Linked DNA regions of Homo sapiens: region 1 is linked to region 2. Evidence: read pairs that join two places in POLR2A ChIA-PET (ENCODE). Cell type or tissue: Panc1. All regions are shown on one strand. Each heading gives the region's core, and the rest is flanking DNA. Links, peaks and the distances in the headings are about the cores only.

What was found. ChIA-PET counts read pairs that join two places held together with the same protein. Peaks named below come from ENCODE experiments on the same cell type or tissue, not always from the same donor. Only the 100,000 strongest peaks of a DNase experiment are listed, where the experiment ranks them.
Region 1: POLR2A ChIA-PET joins it to region 2 with 12 read pairs; 2 of 35 experiments call an interaction of 5 or more read pairs at or near these places.

What each region holds. Positions count from the first base shown.
Region 1 is chr6:21,741,356-21,752,851 of GRCh38, reverse strand. The region is part of intron 2 of CASC15 (cancer susceptibility 15); the gene reads right to left. Among named protein-coding and RNA genes, the nearest start is that of CASC15, 81 kb to the right of the region's middle. RefSeq lists enhancers at 10,355-11,278, 11,279-11,496. In Panc1, for the core only: a CTCF peak has its summit at 6,733 (motif pointing right); a DNase peak (open chromatin) is centred at 10,347; H3K4me3 peaks cover 536 bases; H3K27ac peaks cover 7,179 bases.
Region 2 is chr6:21,108,752-21,120,247 of GRCh38, reverse strand. The region is part of intron 13 of CDKAL1 (CDKAL1 threonylcarbamoyladenosine tRNA methylthiotransferase); the gene reads right to left. Among named protein-coding and RNA genes, the nearest start is that of LINC00581, 400 kb to the left of the region's middle. In Panc1, for the core only: no CTCF peak of the experiment used is centred there; a DNase peak (open chromatin) is centred at 8,747; H3K27ac peaks cover 5,525 bases.

The sequences.
Region 1 (11,496 bases), core at 2,357-10,356, 630 kb before region 2:
CAGCTACTCAGGAGGCTGAGGCAGGAGAATCACTTGAACCCAGGAGGCGGAGGTTGCAGTGAGCCGAGATCGCACCATTGCACTCCAGCCTAGGTGACAGAGAGGGACTCCGTCTCAAAAAAAAAAAAACTAAGTGCTTTGACTTCATGTTTGTTCATTAAAAATGACTCATAAAGAAAGGGAGCTGACAAGCCACAAACTTGGAGAGAATGTCTAAAAGACACATAAAATGCTACTACCTAGAATTTATAAAGAGCTCCTACAAAAAAGCAAATTACAGCCAGACACAATGGCACATGCCTGTGGTCCCAGCTACTAAGAAGGCTAAGGCAGGAGGATCACTTGAGCCCAAGAACAGACCATCCTGGGCAACATAGTGAGACCTCATCTCAAAAAAAAAAAAAAAAAATACAGACCATAGAAGAAGTGACAAATGCAAATATTCATTTGCATAGAAATGGCCAATAATATATGTAAAGATGTACAATCTCATTAAGTATCCAGAAATACAAATTAAAAGAAACTATGCTAAACACAATACCAAAGGTAAGTTTGCAATGGTGTTGAATGATAGGAATATTTTACTCATTACTCATGAATGTTTGTCCCAACCACCTTGAAAAACAAGCCTGCACCAACTCAGGAAGTGGAATATATGCATGCCCTGTAATCCAGTTATTCTCCTTGGGAATATATCCCAGAAAAACTGTGTACCAGTTGCTCTGTGTACCAGGATACAAGAATGTCCACAGCAGTATTATTTGCAATGACCCAAACTGCAAACTACTTGACTTAGTTTAGCTCCTCTCAGAAGCAGACCCTAAGACAAAAATTAAGTTTATTTAGAAGAAAAAAATAAACAAAAAAAACTGGTAGGGGTATGGGGGAGTAAGACAGGGAAGAAAAGGCAGCCAATAAACGGTGTACCATTAAACCAACTACTGTGTGAGTCACTGGGGCATCGTCTCATAGAGAAACTAGGGGAACTGCAATTATCCAAGGGAGCTGCGGTATTTACACCCCAACTCCCCAGAGTCATTGGTTGAGACCTGCCCCCAGGGGCACTCCTGGCTTTCTGTGATGTGCAAGGCTTTCTGTAGTTGGGATGGAGAGGAGAGCGCTTAGACACAGATGCAGATAATGCATCTGGAGGTTGATGAGTGCATCACGAAACAGCTAAAAGACGTGGGTGAGGAACTGACAGAATCTGCTACAAAACAAAACCCACAAGTACACTGACAGGAAATGGATAAACTGAGGTACATTCATACACAGTAGTACTATACAGCAATGAAAATAAATGTATAAAGTTGCGCACATCACAAAACATATAACGTTAATTTTTAAAAAGGCGATAGAAGAAACACAGTACAGTTTCATGTATTTGAAGCTTTAAAACATGCAAAATAAAGCAATTATTAGTTAGGGACACATATATGGCGAAATCATGAAGGAACACAAGAAAATGGAAAACAAAAATGTCAGGATGCTGACTTATGTAAAATATGCTAAGAGACTAAACGTGTTTGAAATTATCAAAATTACATTTTATTTTGGAGAAATTAACTTTAATTGAAAAGGGAAAAGTTGTATCTGAGGTACGGGTGAGGAGGAATAATTGAAAGATAAAACAGAATTGAGACTGTTCTATGCTGGATGGCAGACGCATGGGTCAGCCTTTTATTGCTGTCTATTTCAGAAATGTATGTACACTTTTTATGCATAAAATATTTCAAAAAAGTAAAAGATTGAAATAAAAGATATCAAAACATTCACATAACTTCTCTGAGTGGAAGAATAATGGATTTTCTTTTCTTCTTTTTACTTTTCTGTATTTTCCGCAATAAATGTACATTCTTTTTGTATTAATAAAACAATTTGAAATTAATCATTTCCTCATAACCCCCCCTTATCTCCTAATTCTAGTTCTACCACCTTACACACATGGCCAATCTAGAAAAAGAGGGAAATCAGTTACTTGATTCCCTGTTGTGGTTATTAAGTTACACAGAGATCCCTGGTTTGCTAATTCAGCTGCAAATTTACATTTGCCCACAGGCACTGAAGCCAAAAAAAAAAAAAAAAAAAAAAGTAGGCCAATTCTAAAATAAATCATCCAGTGGGCAATTAAATACTTGATAAAAATTGAAGGGAAGAAAGAATCAGAACTCTATAGGTTAAATCCTATTATAACCAATTTCATATGACAGTTTCTATTCTCTCCTGAGGGATTTTGAGTGGAATTCAGGTTATGCCAAACGTTGCTTGAAAAGATTGAAGTATTTAAAGAATATTAAGAGACACAATGTGTTAGTAACAATCACAATCACAATTTTTATTTTGAAAGACAAATTATACCTGTAAAGGGGGAACAGACTGCATGGTCTACATCACTATTGAATATGGGAAGACTGAAGCTCCAAGATGCTTGAAATAACCAACTTGTGTATTCATCAAATGCCTTGTATATTTTGTCAAACCATTAAAAACTAAAATCATTACTGCTGGTCTCAGAGGTTATGTCTATCAAACAACTGGTTCCACTATTTGAATATAAATTTATAATCAATATCAGTCATCCTATCAATGCTAGAACAGAATAAATGTTCTTTACGGGTTGCAAAAACTTATTATTATAGTCACTACTAGAAAACGGGTGAATTTGTGATGCCCTACGATGTATTTGTCCATTCTATTAGCAGCATCATGTTTTGATGATGTACCAGTTAATATGTCTTCCTTTGGGACTCCAAAATCATTAAGGTTTATGTATTCATAATCTGAGAGGCCTAAGTGAATAGGCTTGAGGGCCCCAGGAGCACTTAAAAGCTAGTTGGGAAGAAAAGTGCCTGCCCAAATAGCTTTTGCAGAGCAACAGACCGTAAATCTCCTTTGTGAGCTCAGATAAGCTTGGACTGAAGAGGACTCTCATAAACTCCTGCTTATCCAAACTGCAATATCTGCCTCTGTGAGTTTCTAGCCCTGACCCCTGACAGCCCCTTCCATTTAACCTGTTCTTTCAGTGTGACTGTGTATAACAAGGGTTGTGCAGGAATGCCGCATGCCCTACAATATTTATTTCAATCCAAAATTCTCTTAACCAAGCTTGGGGGCTGCAGGTTTTGTACCACAGTGTCTGAAACAGAAGAGAAAAAAGAAGAGGGCCTCAAATTTCGAGGTATAACAGTATGTACCTCGTAACTATAGTTTACAAGAGCAGCCAAACGTATTATACTAAGAACCTTAATTTAGAAAAATCCAGTAGCCCACAAAGGCTGAAAGATTTAAAAAAAAAATTGGAGTCAATCACAAAAATAACCAATGTAATTTTTTCTAAAAAAAAAAAATACTAACCTCTGAACCATGTATTGTTTTCTGTTTAATAAAAGAAAAATATTTTCTGGTTTTCTAATATAAAAGGCCAACTTCAAAGGAGCTTTATAAGTACCATAAGGTAGTATTGTCACCCAGGCAATTTCAAAAGGTCTTTCAAACCACCCTCAGATAACTAATCTGTTACTTGGCAACTCTTATGAGAAAACATCTTTAAAGAGTCCATAAACAATCATTATCTTTAAACAGCATCCCAAAAACTAAAATCCCTGGATAACATAGATTTTTCATTTTTACCTCTCTCAGACTCTATCTCACAACTCCTTCTCTAATTTAAAAATAATAATAATTTAAAAGCTAATGAGAAGAAGTCCTACAACAGATTCTGTAAAAATGCACCTTGCAAAAATGGGTGTCAAATAAAATCTATCTTTGAATTTAGAGAAAAGACAGAGAGGCAATAAAAGGATACAAGTTTAAATGAGGAAAAATCTTTACATCATCATTTACTTTTCCATTTTAATTAAACTTGAATTCCAAATGATGCTGAGTTTATTAACAAGATAATTCTTTATAAGTCACTACTGAGCAGGTTCCATAAGAATTTTATGGTCTGTCAATATCAAATGGTAAAGAGTAATCTAAGAATTTAGTGAGTCAATAAAATAAAAGGCATTCACAGTACACCCACACGTAACCTGAGAACTCCCTTGAGGACTAGGGGGGTGGTTTCAAGTGACTTTCAACATCACCAATTAAAGCAACAGCTTCGGCATTAAATATGCCATTTGCACCTCAATCTACTTCATCTCCCTCTCCAACCAACAGACAGCTCCCTGAATACAGTTGCACAAGTGCCCACTATGTATCTTGAGAGATGAAATTAGAATTTTTATGGCTGGGAAGTATTTACAGATCACATAAATACTTACACAGATCAGAGAAGTGAAATAAATTTTGAATCACCAAAATATACTACTTTCCGGGGTGCTCTGTTTACCCCAACTAAGCTCTATTTACTACAGTGCTATTTTTTAAGGCCTTCAGGAGTTCCAGGCTCATACCTTTACTAAAACACAGTGTAAGGATTCCAGATTTCCAGTGTCCTAAAATCAGTGTCCTCTTTAGGTTAAGTGTAAATGAGTGAGTATGTGTGGGTGGGGAGAAAAGGGTTGAGAAGATGTTGAAGAGGAGACAGAGTATCTTGAAAGGAAATTCCTCTTAACCCAACATGAGATTTTTGGAAATTCAGGACAGTTCAGGGTAACATGAAGTATCACTTAAGTAAGAAGGTGCATGAAGACACTTACGTTAGAATTCTCTATATTCTTGAATAAATTATAAGATGGCAGAAATCTAACAATCTGAGAATTATAATCCAATTTTCAGCATTGCAATGCTGGGTCATGTTTTACTTTTTCTAGCAATATCTTATTTTAATTCAATATTTACAAGAAAGGAAAGTTAAGTAGCATAACTCAAAATTCTGATGTTATACTGGAAAACATTTCTGTCAAATAGGAAAATAGCTCTACACATGGCTGTTTCTCCTCTGAAATTACATTGATGTCGACCTCTCCTCTTCTATAGAGGAACTTTACCACCACGGAAGGCCAGGATTACATTCAGTGAATACGTGAATAATTCCCACTGCATTAGCGTTAATGCAACTGCCACAATCATTTACACTAACACCCTTTTACACAACTACTATGACTTCTGCTAACAACTCAGCTGTTACGTCTACATTTTTTACAAGATAATAATATATGTGGTAAAGCCACCAAGGGCCGTGGCAGAAACACCAAATGTAGAGGGCCTTGAGGGTTGAATAAGCCCATTGTCTGTTTTCAAACAAGAGGGCTGTATTCATGTTGAAACCAGAGTATAAAAAGTAGATTAGAACAAAGCCTTAAAATCAGAAACAAATCAAAAGTAGCTGAAAACCCACTCACATGTTTTAAACTACAATTTCTATGCTTGGCATTGTTTGTATATTTCCATTACAAAATAAACGTGAAGATGATAGAAATTTATGAGGGCAGCACGTTCATAGAAGAGGTACTTTTTTTCTTTTTTCAATTTATCTTGAATATTTAAAATGGCTTTTGGGGGAGAAGAATATCCTTACCATTTTAAAAACATATAAAGTGAGCTGGAGATTTGTCAACTTATTAAGGACTTGATTTTATGCTTCAGTCAAAGATATGTTACACTAGAGAAATAATATTATTTTATACTTATGCTCTCTGTACAGTTTATTAATAAGCAGTTTCATGTAAATTACCTTAATCCTTATAACAACCCTGTGAGGTAAGTATGGTTGGTCCATAGGTGGATTAAAACCCTGCGTCTCAGTGTAGAAGATATTTGTCATGTTTTCCCCCTGGTTAGCACCTTTTGAACACCCTTGATGTAGCTGGATAATTTTCAGCTAATAAGTCCCACTTTCCAATTAAAGAACTCAGAAAACTTCGTTCTCCAGTCTCCTTTGCAGCTAGGGTGACTTCAGTACCACCAATCAGATTCACCCTTGAACAACTTGGATTCACATGCGGGCAACTTGCAGGAGGAAGCGACATACCGGTATGGATTTGACATGGTTTTATTACAGGTAAGGATGGCAATCATGGTATCCAGCTTAGGGGGCCAGTGATGGTTGCAAGGCTGCCTTCTCAGAGCAGGCAGATTTCCTGGCAGCATTAGAAACCACAGCAACCGGTCGGGTGCGATGCCTCATGCCCGTAATGCTAGCACTTTGGGAGGCTGAGGAGGGCAGATCACTTGAGGTCAGGAGTTCAAGACTAGCCTGGCCAACATGGTGAAACCCTGCCTCCACTAAAAACACAAAAAATTGGCCAGGCGCGGTGGTCACACCTGTAATCCCAGCACTTTGGGAGGCCGAGGCGGGCGGATCACGAGGTCAGGAGATTGAGACCATCCTAGCTAACACGGTGAAACCCCATCTCTACTAAAAATACAAAAAATTAGCCGGGCGTGGTGGCAGGCACCTGTAGTCCCAGCTACTCGGGAGGCTGAGGCAGGAGAATGGTGTGAACCTGGGAGGAGGAGCTTGCAGTGAGCCGAGATCCATGCCACTGCACTCCAGCCTGGGCGACAGAGCGAGACTCCGTCTCAAAAAAAAAAAAAAAAAAAATACAAAAAATTAGCTGGGCGTAGTGGTGGGCACCTGTAATCCCAACTACTCCGGAGGCTGAGGCAGGAGAATCACTTGAACCTGGGAGGCAGAGGTTGCAGTGAGCCGAGATAGCGCCACTGTACTCCAGCCTAGGTGACAGAGCAAGACTCCAACTTAAAAAAAAAAAAAAAAAAAAGAAAGAAAGAAAGAAACCACAGCATTCAGGGCTCAAGGGGGCAGCACAGGTGGTGACGGTTTCCTCTTTAGGCCAGTTCTTTGCCATGGTTTTGGAAACTGTTTCCGAAACGTTTAGCTATGTGCCTAGTTCTTCAGCCTTCCCAAGGCGACCACAAGCTTCTCAATATCCTCTCAATAAATTCCATTTCTGCTTAACCAGAGTCCGTTTCTGTCGCTTACAATTAGGGACCCTGATTCAAACATTTACTGAGGTTGTCGCACAATATTCATTCTCTTTGGGAAGTCTTCTCTGGCCAAGCAACCTTTAGCCTAAGTCCAAAGGGATGCATAAGACTCAACCAAGCCAAGGTTGAGGTGTTGAGGTGGGGAAAGGGGAATGGTATTGTAGGCAGAGGGCCAGGCAGTGCAAAGGCCCTGTGGTGGAAAAGATGAACCACTGGTCTTGAGCATAGTGAATGGCATGGGGGAGAACTTAATGAAATGAGGCAAACAGGTGAGCAGAGGCCGGTGTACAAGGGCATGGTCACACATGTTTCACCTCTAGGCCTGCATGTCAGAAAAGAAAATTTCTCTATTAAGCCAAAATAAAAGTAGACATAAGCAACACACATTTGAAATTTTACCCTGAGAAGTTTCAGAGTAAGAAAGACCAATACCCCAACTACCAGGTACGGTTCCAAACACGTAAAAATAGTGATAATGTTGATAATGTTTCCCCTACATGCTTTTTTTTTTTTTTTTTTTGAGATAGGGTCTCACTGTATTGCTCAGGCTGGAGTGCAGTGGTGGGATCTCAGCTCATTGCAACCTCTACCTCCTGGGCTCAAGCAACGCTCCCACCTCAGCCTCCCTAGTAGCTGGGACTACAGGCACACACCACCACACCTGGCTAATTTTATATCCTTTCTTATACACACAGAAACATTCCCATGTTCTTCAAGTATTCAAGTAATAGCCCAGCCGTAAAAGCTTATCAAACAGCACAATGGATCTGGACTGAGGAAACCTGTGTCTGAGCACTTAAGCAAAACTTACTAAATCCATAATCTTAGAAAAATTACATGCATTATCTGGGCAGGTTGCCCAAATCAATAAGATACAGAAGTATCTGCTGCCCTCCATACCTCATGGAATTTTAAGGCTCACATAAGCCAAGAGATGTGCAAGATCTATATATTAGGTATTATTAGTAAGGAGTAATTGTGATGACAATAATAGCTATTAGGAAATGTCACTGGGCATGGTGGCTCATACCTGTAATCCCAGCATTTTGGGAGGCCAAGGCAGGAGGATCCATTGATCCTGGGAGTTCAAGACCAGCCTGGGCAACATAGAGAGACCCTGTCTCTACAAAAAATAAAAACTAAAAAATTAGCCAGGCATGGTGATACACGTCTGTGGTGTTAGCTACTCAGAGGCTGAGGCTGGAGGATCGCTTGAGCCCAGGAGGCAGAGGTTGCAATGAGCCATGACCGTGCCACTGCAGTCCAGCCTGGGTGACAGGGTGAGGCCTTGTCTCAAAAAAAAATTAAAAAAATTAAAAAATTTGACCAAATGCAAAGTACTTTGGGATGGTTTATCTTTTCAGTTCTAAACTATTTAGTGGAAATTTCTATGTGGAATTTTTGGCTGCCATGGTTTTGACCTCAAACAAACTCACAATCTAGAAGACATAAACAAGTATACTGCAGCATTATAAATGGTAACAGATAAACCACCATTTTCAGAACAACACATACTTTGTCTTACTCATCTTTGTATCTCTAGTATCTAGGTGGCAGTACCTTAAAGATAGTAAGCAAGATATTGTCTTTGCCTGCATCTAGTTAAGTCATTCCCCAATTTGAATGTTAAAGATAATGAAACAAATCACAAAGTGAATGCTTAGAAACCAATCTAGTTGCTGGGCGCGGTGGCTCACGCCTATAATGCCAGGAGGGAGGCCGGGGCGGGTGGATCACGAGGAGTTCAAGATCAGCCTGGCCAACATGGTGAAACCCCATCTCTACTAAAAACTACAAAAAGTAGCTGGGTGTGGTGGCCCGCGCCTGTGGTTCCAGCTACTCGGGAGGCTGAGGCAGAAGAATCGCTTGAACCCGGGAGGTGGAGGTTGCAGTGAGCCGTGATCGTGTCACTGCACTCCATCCTGGGCGACAGGGCGAGGCTCTGTCTCAAAAAAAAAAAGGAACCAATCTAGTTTGGCCAACTATGCAGCCAAATCCATGATAACCAAGTTTGAAAGGTTTCATTTAATCTTCAGCATATTTCACCACAGAACAGTATAGAGATGGTGGATTTATTATAAAAATATTTGGCCCCTGGCCAGGCACAGTGGCTCATGCCTGTAATCCCAGCACTTTGGGAGACAGAGGCGGGCGGATCACGAGGTCAGGTGATCGTGACCATCCCAGCTAACAGGGTAAAACCCCATCTCTACTAAAAATACAAAAAATTAGCCTGGCGTGGTGGCACACGCCTGTAATCCCAGCTACTCCAGAGGCTGAGGCAGGTGAATTGCTTGAACTTGGGAGGCGGAGGTTGCAGTGAAAGGAGATCGCGCCACTGCACTTCAGCCTGGGCTACAGAGTGAGACTCCGTCTCAAAAAATAAAAATAATAAATATATATATTTGGCCGGGCTCAGTGGCTCACGCCTGTAATTCCACCACTTTGGGAAGCTGAGGCAGGCAGCGGATCACCTGCGGTCAGGAGTTTGAGACCAGCCTGGCCAACATGGTGAAACCTCGTCTCTACTAAAAATACAAAAATCAGCCGGGTGTGGTGCTGTGCGCCTGTAATTCCAGCTACTCGGGAGGCTGAGGCAGGAGGCAGGAGAATCGCTTGAACGTGGGAGGCTGAGGAGATCTCGGTGAGCCGAGATTGCACCATTGCACTCTAGCCTGGGTGGGCAACAAGAGTGAAACTCCATCTCAAAAAAAAAAAAAAAAGAAAGAAAGAAAGAAGAAAGAAACTGCTTATTTTGCCCTCTGTGTCTTCACTAATAGACATGGACTACATTACAAACCCCAACAGCAACAACCCAGATTCACCAGCCTTAGAAGGAAACATCAGAGATATGCCAACATCCCTACTGCGCATGAATACCCACTGCATTCAGAAAAAAAAAAGTAGCAACTTACATGGCATTCCACAGCCCACCTCAGAAGCACATCCCAATTTTTCACAACTCTCGCAGTCAGACTGTGAGGAAAGCAATTTTGAGTGGAAGTCAGAGGTGGACATGGGTTTCCAGATAGCAAAAGAGTCTGTAAGTTAAAAGAGAATGTTCAGTCACAGCTTGAAAGTAGAAGTAAAAGGGACTATTAAGAAATGACAGCAAAACTAAGACTTACTGTCAAGAAAGAGAAGCAATTCCAAGAACTGTTTAATCCATTAAACTGATGCCCAACTATCCAAGTATATTCAGAACTTAATTTGATCGTGCCCTGATCTGCCTTTACATTTTAATTAAGATTAGCTGAGCATGTAAATTAGTTTTGAGCATAATATCCTAGGGTGAACAAAACTAAAAAGAACGGAAATAAGTCCATCCGAGAAGGAAATGCGGGGAAAGGCAATCCTTGGGGATCCTTTGATCCTCAAGGTGAGGGCACCAGACAGATGACGAAGGTGGTAGCATTAAGAACTCAGCTGGAAGCACTTTTCCATTTAGGTTCTTCCTTGGAAGGGTGCCCATTCATGACAAAGACAAGGAAATGCAGTAAGTGTGAGTAGAACTTAATATAAACAGTGAGCTCTTTCTCAATTCTAAACTGCAGGCCTCCTAAATCCACATCCTGGTATAACGCCTTTAAAAAATGAAAAACCTAGCGATACAGTCTTAGCTCATACTTAACTTGTTATCTAGGATATTCCTGTGTTACATTTTTGCCTTACTTACATAAAGCCTGTCATTCAACACTTTATAATCTTTTAATTCATTTTCTTCTCCGTTTACTCTGTCCTTCACTTTTCCTTGTATATTGTATTTACGTAAATGTATGTATGTATAAAATTGCCGTATGTATATACATACAGTCTAAAACTAAATCTTATTCTACTGATCTAAAGTTAACTAAAAAGATTAAGTAACAGATCTGCAAACTACTGAACTGAAATTTTTTTATGACTTCCGTGTCTAAACTTTCACAATTACAATTGTTTTCAAACTTTAAATATCCTTAATTTTCCAGGATTTCCTCCAAAATCATTGTTTCCTGCCATCAATATAGTTTTAAGTTTCATAAAACATCCATGTAACAGGCTTTTTTATCTGCTAATCAACATCATCCATAGGCCATTTGTTTCTAAAGATAACTTCAGTTAAAACTGATCTTATTCATCAGTTTAGGTGGCAGAACTCAGACATGATGCTCAGAGCCCAAGCTCTGCAATCTGCACAGAAATGATTTTATACCCATACAATTGCTTCCTGCCAGAGGACTACGGGAGTGCAGCCTTGGGAATTTAAATGACCGATTTACCCAGGGAAAGAAAGCTTATTTTTAGTAAGTGGGAAAAAAAAAATGTTGATTTAATTTATTTTACTGCCTGTGAATCTCCTTTGGAAAAGGAGAAGCAGAGTTTGATTAATTAGATTAGCAAATGCAGTAAGTTGTTTATTCACTTGGGTGAATCAATGTTTCCCTGAATTTAGTTTAGCTTTATTTTATGCTTTCAAACCCATCCAGTAGGTAAGATGGTGAAAGCCAAAAGCCTTTCTCTCCCACAGCTCCTTGGAATATCTTTTCACATGTTAATTTGATCTTTTTGTGATCGGAGGCAGATGTATTTCACAGCGCCTCCCTCTCCCCTCCCCACTCCACC
Region 2 (11,496 bases), core at 1,797-9,796:
AATTCTAGTCCATAATTCAAGGTCTTCGGGGAGACGGGGCCCCTGCCCCAATGGATTGTAAGCATCTTACTCTAGTTATTCTGCCTGCCTCCTAGGAAAAACCTCAAATGTTTGTTAAATGGAAGTGAATTATATGAGCACACAATGTCAAATAATAAAGGTATATACAAGTCAGAGTGGTAGCAAGAGGTGAGAGCAATCCTCTGTGTCTATCAGAAAAGAGGCAAAGAAGGTGAAATTAAACTGGGTCTTGAAGGATGAGTATTAAATCAACAGGACAAAAAAGCCTCTCTTCCCTGAACAACAGAGGAGGGATGGAGGAGGGCGGTGGGACTCCATGAGCTCTAAGGGCCTTTCCAGCTCTATAGTGTAAGACTCTTACAAGGGAGAATGGATGAACCTTGGATTGAACCTAGTACTGAGTTTTCACCTTACTGTCTCCAATAGAAGGGAAACAGGTACCCAAATGCACCATGTTGAAGAGCCCAAGCTCACAACAGAGGAAAAAAAGCAAGAACCCCTAAGAAATTGTGTGGGGAAATGCAAAAGTAGGTGGGATACTAAGAAAATATAAGTATAAAGAATGGTATAAGAAGATCATCAACAAACATGGAAGGAGAAACTGAAAGCAACAAAACCCATGACCACTGCAACTGTTAGGAAGAATTAAGATTTCTACACACACCCTGCTGAGGTTTTAGAAGCGAAAACCTATTAATTTCTCCAATCAACAGATATTTACAGAGCACCTCCCACATGTCAAGAACTGCTTTGGGTGTTGAGGAAACATTGAACAAAATAGACAAAATCCCTACTTAAATTCTAAAAATTGTAACTTCACATTAAAATAACCAGTTATTTATTGAACATATACCATGTGGTGAGTACTAGTGGCAGAGCTGACATCCTAGAAAGTATGATTTTACTATAAGAATCATAGTCATTTATTGAGCACTTACTGTGTGCTAGATGCTATTCTAGATGCTTTCCATTGAATCCTTATGACAACCCTCTAAGGCAAGTATTAGCAAATTTCATTGATTCATACTTTCTAACAGAAAGTAAACCAGGGAAATGAAGTTCTCAACAGGAAGAAAGAGGAAGGGAGGGGAGGAAAGGAGCAGAGGAGGGGAAGATGGTCGGGACGAAGGGGAGAGGGAGTGAGGCAAATCCTAAAAACATCAGCTATATCCAGTGAAACTTTTAAGTTAGAAATGAAAGTGTCCATAAGAATTAAAAAGTAAATAATAAAGATAAAAAAAGCAGCTTTAAAAAGACACCCTCCACTGCCACCCGCAAAGCCTAAACTGAATTCGAGATTTCTGTTTTAAGCATTGTAGCTGGATTATTGTTATACTTCAACGTAATTAAAAGTGGAATAGTCTCCTTTCTTACCCATGTGTCTACCACATAACGATAGCTAAATTCAAACAAAGTTGAGTCTTTAAAATTCCTTTATTTTTATTTGAGACATGTGCATTTAAAATGCCTCTGGAATTCTCAAAGGTACCCAAAGGCAGAGTGTTGAATAATGGAAAATATTAACAATCATTAGGAGAAGCTGGTTGACTTACTTTCTTTCCAGATGCTAAAATTCTCTAGTTTCTCAATTTCAAGAGTGTTAACGTATACGTTTAAAAGTGCAATAAATGCTAACTGTAATCATGTCTTCTAAATCTTACACGAAAACCCCAGAGAAAATAAATTATTGGCCCATGGAAATACTTTCATCTCACTATTCTTTGTAAACAGAAATCTGGAAATGGTTTTGTGCAACCCTGAATCTGTGTTGGAGGTTGGTAATCATCTGAGAGTGGCCTTTTAGCTGCTGTTAAAAATATTGCTGAGGAAGACAAAGGCAGACCTGGGGAGCCCAGTCTGCAAACAGCATCAGCCCAAACTACCAATCACAGGACCCTTGACAGTCTTCAAATGTGAGCAGCGCAGAAAAAGGAGGAAAAAGCAGTAACGGCCTCCTCACTTCTCTAGTGGATGCCTATATTCCTTGTTTAAAGCATCAGCAGCATTAATGTTTCTCAGTATGTCTCAATATAAACAACTTCAGCTACAAAGAAGTCATTAATTATATTTTATGATAAAATGTATCACGGAGAAACAAAGTGAACCTTCTGGGGGGTAGGGAGAGATTGGAAAATTCTTCTTCCTGGAAAATATAATATGGACACTTTTAAATTTAATTTTCTTTGTGCCTGCTGAACAATTTTCCAAACAAGTTCCCCAGGTTAAAACTTTGTCAGCATATTTGAGAGAACCAAAGGCAAATTAAAACTTTTTCTTCTTAAATGAACGAATAAAAGTTTGAAAAACTGTAGCTGACACACGTGTTAGCCTTTGATGGGGAGACCAGGTGCATTATATACAAGGATAGGATTAGGAATAGGAAGAAGCTTCCTCAGGTCCTTTGTAGTAAACCAAGGGGAAGTTTTACAATCATTTTGTATTTCATTCCATTGTGGGTGCTGTTGTTTGTCTTTCGAGCCTCAATTTGCCCAAGTGGAATGTATAATGCTCACGCAACTAGGGTTTCCAGTTAAAAACAGGGCACACAGCTAAATACAAATTTCAGATAAATAATGAATAAATTTTTTTGAGACAGGGGTCTCTCTCTGTTGCCCAGGCTGGAGTGCAGTGGTGCAATCACAGCTCACTACAACCACCAGCTCCTGGGGTTAAGCAATCCTCCCACCTTAGGCTCCCAAGTAGCTACAGGCGCCCACCACCACACCCAGCTGATTTTTGTAGTTTTTTTTTGGTAGAGATAGGATTTTGCCATGTTGCCCAAGGTGGTCTCAAACTCCTGGGTTCAACAGATCCGCCCACCCTGACCTCTCAAAATGCTGGGATTACAGGCGAGAACCAACTGTGCTCTGCAATGAATGGATTTTTAGTATAAATATGTCCCACATATTGCATGGCACATTCTAAAAAAAAAAAAAAACAATTTATCTGAAATTTGAATTTAAGGGGGTGTCCCTTATTTTTATTTGCTAACTCTGGCATGTAACAGGACTTATATACCAAGTAGATGGTGTGCTAGCCAAGTTTGTCCTCTGGATGGGGATAAGAAAGGTTGGTAAGCACACACTGGTGGGGAGATACAGGAAAAAAAACAGAGCTGTTGGGGCAGGGTATGTATCAAGACTCTGACATCGTCAAGAGAGAAAGAGAATGGGGATACATCTTAACTGGGTGCAAAGACTGATAACCAGGGACATACCCAGGGCAACTGGTGACAGAACAGGAGGTGACCAGCCCCGGGATGGAGGGGAAGTACTCTGGCTCTTGGCACAGTGACATTCCTCTTTGTCCCTTTGCTAGTTTCTTCCTCATACTAGTGAATTTCATAGAGGAAGTATATAACCAATGACAGTTGAAACACAGATACTTTTAGGCGTGGTAAATAATTTGAAAATACAGTAACTGCCATATCTATGTAGACCTGTTGATTAATTTATTAATACTTTTATACTGAATGTTAGCAAAGGATTTCATCATGAACTTTGCCTTTTCCCTATTACTGATATTCCTGGGAGTTCTTGGATGGGGAGGTGCAGGGGCGAGAATATGCTGCTAAGTAGGGTATTCTTAAATGATGACCTAGGAAACTTTCCAATCTCTGCACTGTGACCCCACCTGTCCATAAAAGGCAGTCACAAATGCCATCAGCTGAACAGGATGGCATCCTATCTCTTCTCTCCTGCCCTGCTGCCATTTTCCCATCTCCACGTATACTGCTCTGTAATTTACTAGCATACTCACCTTAGAATGTTGGTATAAAGATAAATGAGTTATGTGCATATGTAAAGCTTTGAGAATAGTGCTGGTTACATGGTATGCTTTAAATGGTTGCTTTATTACAATATTAATCATCATAATAAAAGTCTACTCAGATTTCAATCTCTTTGTCAATCCTCAGGGTAACTGGCTGAGAAAAATTCTGGCATCTATGGGTCTCTGGATATATCATCTTAAGCGCACCGAATTTCTGCCATTTGTAAATACCTCGATTCTACCCATCTCTGCAGTTACAGTAAGAAAATAAGTTAAACTGATATGTAAAAAATCATGCTTAATTTTTAGAATAATGCCATCTTAAAAAGGCAAAGGAAAAAATATACAGGTATGATATCAAAATTAGGCCAAAATGTATAGGTATAATTGTTAAACATAATCTGCTACTCAAATCACAAGCTGACGAGGGTTAAAAATGAGAAAAATGCCTTTGGATTAGGTTGGCATTGATGAGGATGCAAGGAATGGCTAGGGTTACCCTCTGCTGAAGCAGGAAACAGCTCAGCTATGTCTGCATCTTTGGTAACAACTCTATGGTCACTTTGAGAGGGAAGATACTTTAATAAACAAAAGCACAGATTTTGCACCGAAAGAGCTCTTCAGTATGTCCTTATTTCAAGGCTGGGTCATTCCTTTGGCTTTAGAATGAGGATGAGGAAATGGATTTAACACTTATTGAGGTACTGACTTCCCTGTGTTTCAAGGGCATACCCTGAGCATGGTTTTCGTATAAGGACATGTATCAATAAAACAATAGGGAATCTCATCAACTAGACATTTATTCAATTGTTCCTGATATTTAACAACATCCCTAAAATTACTTTTTAAACACTTTTTTATTTTTGCCAAAGATGAGAAATAGAGTTAAGTGCACAAATGGCTTTGGACAATCTGCTGCAGAGAACTGTTTTAAGCATGGCATAAACATGCCAAATCAATAACTTGTTTCTTTATCTGCATGTGCCATGAAAACCTGGCTATCATAGAGTGCCGGATCCATTAAAAACTGAATTTGCTATTTCCAGACAGCAGATAGCTCAAAGCTCAACAGGGCCAGCAGGCAAGAATCCAAACCCACATCTCTCTCTCTCTAGAAAAACAACTCAAAGCACTCTGTTGCTACATTATGTTATTCAAAGCACAGGAGATAATGAAGGCTTGACAATACCGTGGCTCTCAGGATTGAGTCAAATGGCCATTATTCTTCAAACATAAAGAGCTGGGTGAAGTGACTTTTGTAATCTTAAATCACTAGACAAATCTGATTAAAAGAGAAATGTAAATCAGTAAGTGACATCTGAAATGAAACTGTCCCTTTTCCATATTTAAGAAACTTGATGTCACAGAGATGCCTAGTCTTTGAGGAAAGAAGGAATGGTGGTATAACCCAAGGCTTTTGATATAGATTTTTGCTGTATGCCTCTGCCCAAAGCTGTAGAAAATATTTTACATTTTTATTATATAATATTTTACTGTACACTAGTAGATATGAATTCCCTGTACACTAGCAGATATGAATTAACAACAGTTCTTAAGGTAGTCATAGGAAGTGTGATTATTGAAATATATATCAATATTTTTTGTATATTTAATACTACAATTAAAAATTCATTGTCCTGATACACTACTTAAAATTATCCCACTCAAGTTATGCCTAGTGCCGTCTTTTATCTTTTCTTTTCTTTTTTCTTTTTTTGAGACAATGTCTTGCTCTGTCATTGAGGCTAGAGTGCAGTGGTGCGATCACAACTCACTGCAGCCTCGAACTCCTGGACTTAAGCCATCTGATCCTCTTGTTTCAGCCTCCCGAGTAGCTGGAAACACAGGCACATGCCACCACACCTGGCTAATTTTTAAATCTTTTGTAGAGACAGGAGTCTCCTTACGTTGTCCAGGCTGGTCTCAAACTCCTAGGCTCAAATGATTCTCCCACCACAGTCTCCCAAATTACTGGGATTACAGGGATGAGCCACCACATCCAGCTTAGAGGAGTCTTTCTTTAAGACAAAAATATAATAAAAATCTCAAAGACTAATATTTTATAGCATCTAATTAAGTAAATAATTTGGGGTGATAATGATTCTACTTTCCTCATCTTTTATCTCAAACACATTTTTTTTGGTCCCTTACCCAACTATCAACACTTATTCAACCACTCTTTTGCTGCTTTTTTTTTTTTTTTTTTTTGAGACAGAGTCTTGCTCTGTTGCCCAGGCCAGAGTGCAGTGGCGAGATCTCGGCTCACTGCAAGCTCCGCCTCCCAGGTTCACGCCATTCTCCTGCCTCAGCCTCCCGAGTAGCGGGGACTACAGGCGCCGGCCACCACGCCCGGCTAATTTTTTCTGTTTTTAGTAGAGACGGGGTTTCACTGCGTTAGCCAGGATGGTCTCGCTCTCTGGACCTCGTGATCTGCCCGCCTCGGCCTCTCAAAGTGCTGGGATTACAGGCGTGAGCCACTGCGCCCGGCCGGAGCTTTTTTTTTTCTTTTTCTTTTATATATGGGCTCTTGCTCTGTTGCCCAGGCTGGAGAGCAGTGGTGCAATTATGGCTCACTGCAGCCTGGACTGCCTGGGCTCAAGAGATCCTCCTGCATCAGCCTCTCAAGTACCTGGGACTACAGGCACACAGCACCACACCTGGCTAATTTTCTTTTTAAAACATTTTTTGGCCAGGCACGGTGGCTCATGCCTGTAATTCCAGCACTTTGGGAGGCTGAGGCGGGTGGATCACCTGAGGTCAGGAGTTCGAGACCGGCCTGGCCAACATGGTGAAACCCCATCTCTACTAAAAATACAAAAAGTTAGCCGGGTAGGCTGAGGCAGGAGAATTGCTTGAACCCGGAAGGCAGAGGTTGCGGTGAGCTGAGATCAAGCCACTGCTCTGCAGCCTGGATGACAAGAGTGAAACTCCATCTCAAAAACAAAAACAAAAACAAAAAAACCCCGTTTTTTTGTAGAGATGGGTTCTTGCTATGTGCCCAGGCTGGTCTCAAACTCCTGGCCTCAAGTGGTCCTACTGCCTCGGCCTCCCAAAGTGCTGAGATTATAGGCATGAGCCACCATGTTTAGCCTATTATTTCTTTTATTCAACCACTCTCTGTAGTAATACTTCATTTACCCTACCTTATTAAGAAGCAGCAGTTCCTGAGACTTTTCAAGGTAAGTAAAAGTTATTTCTAAAATACCAAAGTTTCTAAAAATTCTATTTTAAAACAAAATATCTGTTTCCGAATGTAAACTGATCCCAATTATTTTACCCTAAGGCTACTGAAATATATAGGGATATCTGGGTATTTGGGTCCAAATTAAGTGGTCTTGGGCAGCTGCACTTTCGGAGTTCCTCTGTTAATGACTTATAGTTTTTATGGCCCGTCCTTGCTTTCATTTAGGATGCTGTCACTTCTTACTAGAGCTCTGACTTTTTGAAGCAATAACTACCCTCTTTTACCTGCTATTAGTGTTGACTGTGTTTTGGGAAACCAGGCATCAGTTTGAACTGATTTGTTTTAAAAAAAGATTGAACTGTTTGTGGATGAGGGACCGAAGAAGTAATGAGGTGGGTGAGGAGAATTACACAATAATTTTAACAATCTGGGCCCAAATAGGCTTTTTTAGAGGTTCTGAGCTGTTTTAAAAAGGTGGGATTGCTGCACAAAAGATGCTCTGGTTGAGTAAAGCACTAATGTTAGTTTTCTTTCTACTCATAGGCTAACTTATCAAGTGCATAAATACATACATGTTTAATGACATATATGAATTTGCTTCTAGTTCAGTTGATACATGCATATATATGTAGAAAAGTAATTAAATAATGATAGTTATCAAAAGAAAAAGAAAAGCCCAGTTCACCAACACAGGAGCTAGATGACAATGTTTCTTCTCAAGTGTGTCCACTGACATGTATATGCAGAAAAATTACTAATATAACAAGCCACTAAAAGAAAGCAAGAAGCCCACTTCACAAAATACAGAAAAATAGTGACTACCTGTTAAAGACTCACTTTTAGTGGTGGAGTGTGCACTAATTCATGCAGATTAACTGTGTTTGCAGATGTTAAAAACCACTGTAGATGTAAATAGAACTTTTTCCTTCCAAGCATTTCAATTTTTTAGAATAACTTTTCACAATAGCAGATTATAAACATGTGTGTTTGGCTAATAAACCTAGATTTCCCCCTAAACACATAATTCTGATAAAATCTAACAAAAAACAGAGAAAGAAACAGGAAAACATTTTTATGTGCAGAGAAATGTCTTCTTCAGGCCAAGGACAAACAGCACATGCTAATTTGCATGGTTTTAATAAAAGTGTTCTAATTATAGCCTACTCTAACTTACCCGTGATTTATCAAAAGAAAAAAAAAAATCAACTCCAGGTTGGACTTTTTGTGACCTGGAAGCTCTCTGGCCCTGTAACCCTCCTTGGTACTTAGTATGGTGTTTCAGAAACTATAATACAAGTTATGTTCATTACCTGTTTATTAAAATGACAAAGGAAACAACATAATGCATAAAATATAACCAGATTATCTGCTACTTTGGATTACCTTTACTAATGTTCTCTTTTAGAAGGACAGATAAATGGGAGTTAACTTTTGTCAAGCCCTTTTGTATGAGTCTTTATTTATTATAAGAATTCCTGAAAACAATTTAAGAAATGGACATGCAACCAGAGGCAACAAACAAAAATGAAATTCTTCTAGTCTCAAGCAACATTTCTTAGTGCAAGAAATAAAGTATTTTCTAAGCCTTATTCTGGGTACACATTTTGCTCCTAGCTTTATTTGCTTTTTGCAACAGCATTTAAGAGAAAACCAACTGACCATTTACAACCTAAACAATGGCTTTGGGGTATGATTAAGAAATGCACCTGGGCTCACTCAAACAACACGTTTGTTTAACCTGGTGACTTTCCTGTGTCTGGGGTCAGGCAGGAGCAATCTTGGTTGGGGGAAGGAAAGAAGAGCAAATACAACTGACTCACTGAGAACAAAATGGTTGCACTAACTACCCTTTGTAATTACAACTGTTTTAACAGTTTCTAGTAGGCAAAGCTGTCATTTAAGTGACCCACTATAATTTGGGATGAAACCCGAAGGAAATTTTGCCAAGTTTAGAATAGGAGTTGCATTTCTGAGTTTACTCAGCATGATGAATCCACTAAAATGCTGACTATTCTTTTTTTGGCATAAACTTACGTCAAGGGGAAAATGAACATTAAAATGAATATAGCTAGAGAGGCAAACCGTCACAACATTCACTCCCAGGAGCAGACCATAGTTTATTTTACTTTTTGTATCTTTCTATTATGAAACATTTCAATCATATAGAAAAATGCAGAATAAAATAATGAACACCCCCCAAACATCATTTAGTTTTGATAATCACCAACACATGGGCAATCTTATTTTATTGTACCCTATCCACTCTGCTCTTTGAAATTATTTTAAAAAAAAATGTTCTTTTAGAGACGGGGTCTTGCTCTGTTGCCCAGGCTGAAGTAAAATGGTGCAGTCATAGCTCACAGTAACTTGAAATCCGGGGCTCAAGTGATCCTCCTGCCTAAACCTGTCCCCGGTAGCTAGGACTACAGGTGTGCAATACCATGCCTGGCTAATTTTTAATTTTTATTTTTTTTAAATAGAGACAGAGTTTCACAATGTTGCTCAGGCTGGTCTCAAACTCCTGCGCTCAAGTGATCCTCCAGCTTCAGACTCCCAGAGTGCTGGGATTACCGGCATAAGCCAATACACCAGCCTGCATTAAAGCAAACCCCAAACAACTGATGTTGTATTTCATAAAAGCTTTCACTGACAATATATGTATATATTTTCATAAGGATCACGCCAGAAATCTCACTGAGCATGAGATGTCTAAACCAACTTTAACCACACCTTGTAAAACACTTTACACTAAAACCTATCTGCCTAGAAAACCAATTTGCTTGAATATAAGTGGGTAATTCAAATGACAAAATAACTTTAAACACAACCCTCTATTAATTCATGCGGGGAAAAATAGCAACATTCTCAGATTGGGAAAATAGTGCATGTTACTTTATCCCTATGGTTCTAGTCTTTGTGGACATTCCAATCAGTGAGAGACAATATTAAAAGTAACATGGATAGATTTGCCTGGATGGAACTTAGAAAAGTAGGTAAAGGCTACTAAGGAGGCCGGGAGCTGCCTGGAATAAAACTTTTCCATTTTCCTTCACTACTGTACATCCAGAATAAAACAGAATGGCAACAGACCAAAACTTAGGAGCTTCAAAAGGCACTCATCAAGCAGTCTAGCTATTTACAATAATTTATTACCAATCTTAAAGATCAAAAGGAACTCCATCAAGCATTTAGATTCAATTCCTCACTGCCTGATGACTAAGTTGTAGAGGAATGAAGGGAAGCCAAAATAATCTGAGGTGACTTTGATACAATGCCACAAAGGATATGAGGAGGAAGCCGGTAGAAGCTGCAAATGGCTAGGTTCCATTAAGAGTTCTAATAAAAGAAGAATGGAATTTCCCTTAACTGCGAATTTAAAAATGTTACAAGTGGGCGAAATTTAGACAAGCCAGGCAAAACCTCTGATTTGCCATCGCCTTTTTTGTTGTTGTTGTTAAATGTTAACTTTAGCCACTGCTGCACTTATGTTCATTAAGTGGCTTCATCTAAAAAAAAATGCAACACTACCTTCAGAAATCTGGCCAATCTCATTCCTTTTGCTGTTGTATTACTTATCAGCCTGCTCCTTCTGTCTGCATTGTCAGACCCTATTGGCTCTCTCAATCTCTTTCAAACAAATTGCTGCATTCTGCAATGTGACTGATTTAGCTTGAAAAATGTAACTTGGAATGATATAAGTTTTAGTATTACATATCACCATGGTCACATGAAGCATAAACATCTCTTTTACGAGTTTTTGGTGCTTAAGTCAATTGGTCACTATAGAAACACTAGAAGCTAGTGTTTCAAATTCTTTCAACTTCTATGAACTGGCACAATTTTTCCCTCCTGAATCCAGACATCTCTGTATTTTCAACTGAGGAAAGTAGTTTTCACACTACTTACTTTGGCTAGTTAAAAAATCCCTACCACATGTCTCCCTATAAATTCATAGATAAAGATTTAAGTTTATATTAGCATTTCAACTGTGCAAATTTTTTGTTTGCTTCTGAAATCACCTCGAATTAACAGATTTACTGGAATCCTACATGGTTTAGAAGTTTTGCACAAGTCTCTGAAACCTTGTAATCTATTTCCCCATGAAGATGTGGAGTTAAGCATTTTCTTAAAAATGGCTACATATTTTTTCTTTTTAAAAGAGTGCTTATCTTTTACAAATATATTGTAAAATACTTACAAGTGAAAAGATGTCTAGGAATTTTTCAAACATGAGGGATGGAGAAGGTAGGGTATAAATGACACAGACGGACTATGAATCTATGAAGCTGTGGGATGGGTACATGTGGGTCGTCACGTTATTTGGTCATTTTCTGTGTAGCAAAGCTCCAGGCAGTAGATATTTCAGACATGATGCTATGTACTAATTTTTATTAGGATTTTCATTTAGAAAAATAACTTTCTATCAGGAGGAATGAAGAATCAAGTTTTGCAGTCAGCATTTCAATTATCTTTACCAATCCAAAACCCAAGTTCCTCCAGTACAGTGTTTGGAAAGAAAA